Linked DNA regions of Homo sapiens: region 2 is linked to region 1. A link is an interaction called in ENCODE POLR2A ChIA-PET data of the cell type or tissue named here. Cell type or tissue: GM12878. All regions are shown on one strand. Links, peaks and the distances in the headings refer to the core of each region. The heading gives the core; the rest is flanking DNA. Region 1 overlaps BLM (BLM RecQ like helicase). Region 2 overlaps CRTC3-AS1 (CRTC3 antisense RNA 1).

Evidence for each region. Peaks named below come from ENCODE experiments on the same cell type or tissue, not always from the same donor. Only the 100,000 strongest peaks of a DNase experiment are listed, where the experiment ranks them.
Region 2: POLR2A ChIA-PET joins it to region 1 with 9 read pairs; 4 of 35 experiments call an interaction of 5 or more read pairs at or near these places.

What each region holds. Positions count from the first base shown.
Region 1 is chr15:90,739,157-90,742,081 of GRCh38, reverse strand. The region is part of intron 1 of BLM (BLM RecQ like helicase); the gene reads right to left. Among named protein-coding and RNA genes, the nearest start is that of BLM, 23 kb to the right of the region's middle. In GM12878, for the core only: no CTCF peak of the experiment used is centred there; a DNase peak (open chromatin) is centred at 1,369.
Region 2 is chr15:90,687,437-90,690,361 of GRCh38, reverse strand. The region is part of intron 2 of CRTC3-AS1 (CRTC3 antisense RNA 1); the gene reads left to right. Among named protein-coding and RNA genes, the nearest start is that of CRTC3-AS1, 28 kb to the left of the region's middle. In GM12878, for the core only: no CTCF peak of the experiment used is centred there; no DNase peak of the experiment used is centred there; H3K27ac peaks cover 1,704 bases.

The DNA.
Region 1 (2,925 bases), core at 303-2,802:
TGACAGAATTTTATGTCATATGTTCTCTTCGTTCATGGTTTCTTAAACTTCTTGATTCATATATATAGAATCACACAGTATGTATTATCAATGCATTTTTGAAAAGGCACCTAATAAAACTCAAACCATGTCTAACAAACACATTAAAACACAAAATTACAAGTGTTTAAAATCTAGAACCAACAAATACCATATATTTTACACTAGGGGTGAATCCATTAAAAACAACAGCAAAAACAATATTGTTCTCTCATTTTCACTCCCATATTGGATGCTCTTGCCAATGCAAAAATATTCGAAAAAGGAAATACTAGAAGAGATGAGATTATCATTATATGTAGACAACTTGATAATATACCAATACAACCCAAAGAAAATCAGTCATAACAATAGATAATTAGAACTTCAGAAAAGTGGCTAAAGATAAATATAGCTATAAATGTAGGGTAAAATCTCAGACCCTTCATAGTTTTTGACTTAATAGATGCACACACAGAGAGATAGAGAAAACAGATGGAAAATATGAGAAGTTAGGAGACATGGAAGACAGAGTAGAAAGTCTAACATAAATCTAGCCAGAGTTCCAGAAAGAAGAGAAAATAGGGAAGAATTAATATTTGAAAAGATAACAGCTGGGACTTTTCCAGGACTAATTAAAGACACTAACCTTCAGATTTGAGAAAGCCAAAAAATTCCAAGCAGAGATAAAAAGAAATCCACACCCAAATATATCAGTGTACCATATGGACAAAAAATTGATTTCTCTTTAGCAAAAATGAAAATCAAAAGACAGTGGAATGATATCTTCGATGTGCTGATAGAAATTAACCCAGAATTCTTTTCCCAGAAAAAATATCTTTCACAAATCAAGGGCAGTGAATTGTACACTAGGTTTTTAAAGGTGAATTTCATGGTATATGAATTATATCTCAATAAAGCTGTTATTTTTAAAAAGTAGCTATAATAAAAGCAACAGATAAGTGTTGGCAACAATGTGGGGAAATCAGAACCCTCATACACTGCTGGTAGGACTCTAAAATGGCACAGCCACTTTGGAAAACAGTCAAGCAGTACCTCAAAAAACGAAACATAGTCACCACGTGTTCTAGTCCATTTTCATACTGCTATGAAGAAACACCTGAGAGTGGGTAATTTATAAAGAAAAAGAGGTTTAATGGACTCAGTTCCACATGGCTGGGGAGGCCTCACAATCATGGCAGAAGGCAAAGGAGGGGCAAAGGCACATCTTATATGGTGGCAGGCAAGAAAGTGTGTGCAGGGGAACTGCCTTTTATAAAACCATCAGCTCTCGTGAGACTTATTCACTCTCACAAGAACAGCATGGGAAAAACCCATGATTCAATTACCTCCCACGAGGTCCCTCCCATGACACATGGGGATTATGGGAGCCACAGTTCAAGATGAGATTTCAATGGGGACACAGGCAAACCATATCACCATGTAACCCAGCAATTTCACTCCTAGCTATATATGCGAAAGAGTGAAAAATGGGTACTCAAAATAAATACTTGTACACAAATTGTTCACAGGAGCATTATTCACAATAGCCAAATTCAGAAACCACTCAAATGTCCATCAAGTGATGAATGGATAAATAAAATGTGTATATCCATTCAACAAAATGTTATTTGGCCACACAAAAAAATATAGTACTGATAAATGCTACAGTAATGACGAGCCTTGAAACCATTATGTTAAGTGAAAGAATCCAGCCACAAAAGATGAACTAGTGTATGATTCCATTTATATGAAATGTATAAGAATAGACATATCCATGGATACAGTGTAGACTACTGATTGCCTAGGGTTGGGAAAGATGAGAGGATTTGGGGATGATGGCAAGGGGTATGCAAATTTCTCTGTGGGCTGATGAAAATGTTCCAACATTGATTGCGGTGATGGTTGCATAACTGTGAATATACTCAAAGCCATTGGATTGTACAGTTTAATGGGTGAATTTTATATGTGTAATGTATTTCAATAGACCTGTCATTCAGGCCAGACACAGTAGCTCATGCCTGTAATCCCAGCCCTTTGGAAGGCTGAGGCGGGGGGATCGCTTGAGCCCAGGAGTTGGAGACCAGCCTGGGCAATATGGTGAAACCCCATCTCTACAAAAAATACAAAAGATTAGCCAGGAATGATGGTGCATGCCTGTTGTCCCAGCTACTTGGGAAGCTGAGGTGGGAGGACTGCTCAACCAGGAAGTCGAGGCTGCAGTGAGCTGTGATTGCACCACTGCACTCTAACCTGGGCAACAGAGCAAGACCCTGTCTCAAAAAAATAAACAAATAATAATTTAAAAACAATACAGCTGTTATTTAAAATGCCACAAGAAATAGAGACACTTCCAGATTATCAAAAAAACAATAGTTTGTCATCAGCAGACTCATACAGTATGGGAATCATAATGTATTCACACTGTAAGTGGAATCATACAGTATTTGCCTTTTCGGGACTGGCTTATTTCACTCAGCACAGTGTTCTCAAGCTTTATCTATGTTGTGAGACATGTGTCAGAATTTCCTGTGTGCAGAGCTCGCTGCAGCCTCAATCTCCTGAGCTCTAATGATCCTCCCACCTCTGCCTCCGGAGTAGCTGGGATTACAGGTATGAGTCACCATGCCAGGCTCCTTCCTTTATTATTATTAATATTTTTTGAGATGGAGTCTTGCTCTGTTGCCCAGGCTGGGGTGCAGTGGCGCAATCTCAGCTCACTGCAACCTCTGCCTCCCGGGTTCAAGTGATTCTCCTGCCCGAGCCTCCTGAGTAGCTGGGATTACAGGTGCGTGCCATCAAGCCCAGCTAATTTTTCTGTTTTGTATTTTTAGTAGAGACGGGGTTTCACCATGTTGGCCAGGCTGGTCTTGAACCTGTGACCTTGTGATCTGCCTGTCTCAGCCT
Region 2 (2,925 bases), core at 332-2,831, 52 kb after region 1:
ATGGTGATGTGTACCTGTAGTCTCAGCTACCTAGGAGGCTGAGGTGGGAGAATCACCTGAGCCTGGGAAGTTGAGGCTGCAGTGAGCCGTGATTGTACCATTGCACACCAGCCTGGGCAATAAAATGAGACTCTATCTCAAAAATAAATAAAAATAAAACATGTAAAAGTAAAATATATGACAATAATAGCAGAAGGACAGGTAGGGTAAATGAAATTATTCTCTCTTTAGGTTATACATTTTATGGATAAATTAATTCTAAGCAAAATGTAATAAATTAAGAATGTAGGCCGGGCACAGTGGCTTATGCCTGTAATCCCAGCACTTTGGGAGGCCGAGGCGGGCAGATCACGAGGTCAAGAGATCAAGACCATCCTGGCCAACATGGTGAAACCCCGTCTCTACTAAAAATACAAAAAATTAGCTGGACGTGGTGGTGTGCACCTGTAGTCCCAGCTACTTGGGAGGCTGAGGCGGGAGAATCACTTGAACCCAGGACATGGAGGTTGCAGTGAGCAGAGATTGCATCACTGCACTCTAGCCTGGTGACAGAGCGAGACTCTGTCTCAAATAAGTAAATAAATAAATAAATAAATAAATAAATAAATAAAAATGCATACTGTAATCACCTAGAGCTAAACTGAAAATACTATATAAAGAGGTAGAGCTAGAAACCAATAGAAGAAATAAAATGGACTAATAAAAATATTTGATTAATTGAAGGCAGGCAAAGAGAACAGAATGAAAAATAGGTGGCACAAATAGAAAACAAATAGCAATATAGTAGATTTAAACACAATCATTGCAATCATTACATTAAATATAAATGGACTAAACACTTCAATGAAAAGGCAAAGATTATTAAACAGAATAAAAAACGACCCGAATCTATGCTGGATTTTATTTTGTTTTGTTTTGGCTTCGGGGATTTTTTTTTTTTTTTTTTTTTTTTTTGTGACAGGGTCACATTCTGTGGCCCAGGCTGGAATGCAGTGGCATGATCACAGCTCACTGCAACCTCTGCTTCCTGGACTCAAGTGATCCTCCTGCCTCAGCCTCCCAAGTAGCTGGGATGACAAGCACGTACCACCACGTCTGGCTAATTTTTTTATTTTTTTGTAGAGGTGGGGTTTTACCATGTCACTCAGACTGGTCTCAAACTCCTGGACTCAAGCAATCTGCCTGTCTTGGCCTCCCAAAGTGCTGGGATTACAGGCATGCGCCACCACACCTGGCTATGCTGTCTTAAGAGACACACTTTGAATATATAGAGACCAAAAAAGTGAAAATAAAAGGATAGAGAAATATATATTTAATACAGATAAGAAGGTGAAATATAAACAAGAATAAGAACAAACAAGAAAGCTGATGTGGTTGTATTCATATCAAACAAAGTAGGCATCAAGATAAGGAGTACTAGTAGATACAAGAAGAAAAACTTTATAGAAGAATCAATTCATCAAGAATACTTAACAATCCTAAATGTGTGCACTTAGTAACTATTAGTTTGCTAGGGTTGCCATAGAAAGCCACCACAGACTGATGGTGTCAATAACCAAAATTTATTTTCTCACAGTTCTGGAGGTTAAACATCCAAGACATTGGTGTCGACAGGGTTGATTCCTTCTGAGGGCCATCTTCTCCCTTTGTCTACATATTATCTTCCCTCTTTCTGTGTCTGTGTCAGAATTTCCTCTTCTTATAAGAACACCAGTCATATTGGATTAGGGCCTACCCTAATGACCTCATTTTAACTTAATTATCTCTGTAAAGACCCTAGCTCCAATTACAGTCATGTTCTGAGGTACTCAGAGTTAAGACTTACACATACAAATTTTGGGGGAGGACACAATTCAGTCCATAACAGTAATGGGGCTTCAAAATACATGAAGGAAAAGCTAATAGAACTAAAGCAATAACTAGGCAAATCCACAGTTATGATTAGAGATTTTAATATCTCTCTGTCAGTCACTGATAGACCAAGAAAACAAAAATCACTAAGTATGTGATTTTATTGAATGACACAATTAACCAACCTTGCCTAACTGACATTTATAAAACACTGTGCCAAATAACTACAGAATACACTTTTTTTTTTCAAGGACACATAAAAAATTCCCCATGATAGACCATATGCTGGACTATAAGTAGGTCAATAAATACTAAGAGGCTGATATCTTATAGATGATGTTCTCTGACCACAATGGAATTATATTAGATAGAATAACAAAAACAAATCTAGAAAATCCCCCAGTAATTGGAAATTAAACAACATACTACTAAGTAACTCATGGGTCAAAGAATAAATCACAAAGGAAATTTAAAGATATGTTAGGCGAGGCATGGTGGCTCATGCCTGTAATCCCAGCACTTTGGGAGGCCGAGGCAGGCAGATTGCTTGAGATCAAGAGTCCAAGACAAGCCTGGGCAACATGGTGAAACTGTCTCTACAAAAAAATACAAAAATTAGGTGGGCATGGTGGTGCATGCCTGTAGTCCTGGCTACTCGGGAGGCTGAGGTGGGAGGTGACCCTGGGAGGTAGAGGCTACAGTTAACCCATGATTGTGCCACTGCACTCCAGCCTGGGTGACAGAATGAGACCCTGTTTCAAAAAGCCCACAAAATTTCATTCTTTGAAAATATTAATAAAATTGATAAACTCCAGCACTTAGAAAGAAAGAGAGAAAAAAAATGGGGCCAGAGTAAAAGTTATAGCGTTTCTTATACTGTGCTTATGGGATTTCTCTATGTTTGAACTTAACAGTCAGCCCTCCATATCCATGGGTTCTGCATCTGTGGACTCAACCAACCTTGAATCAAAAGAAATGTTTTTATTTTCTGTAGTGAACATGTGCAGACTTTTTTTTCTTGTCCTTGTTCCCTAAATAATACAATATAACAACTATTTACATAGTATTTATACT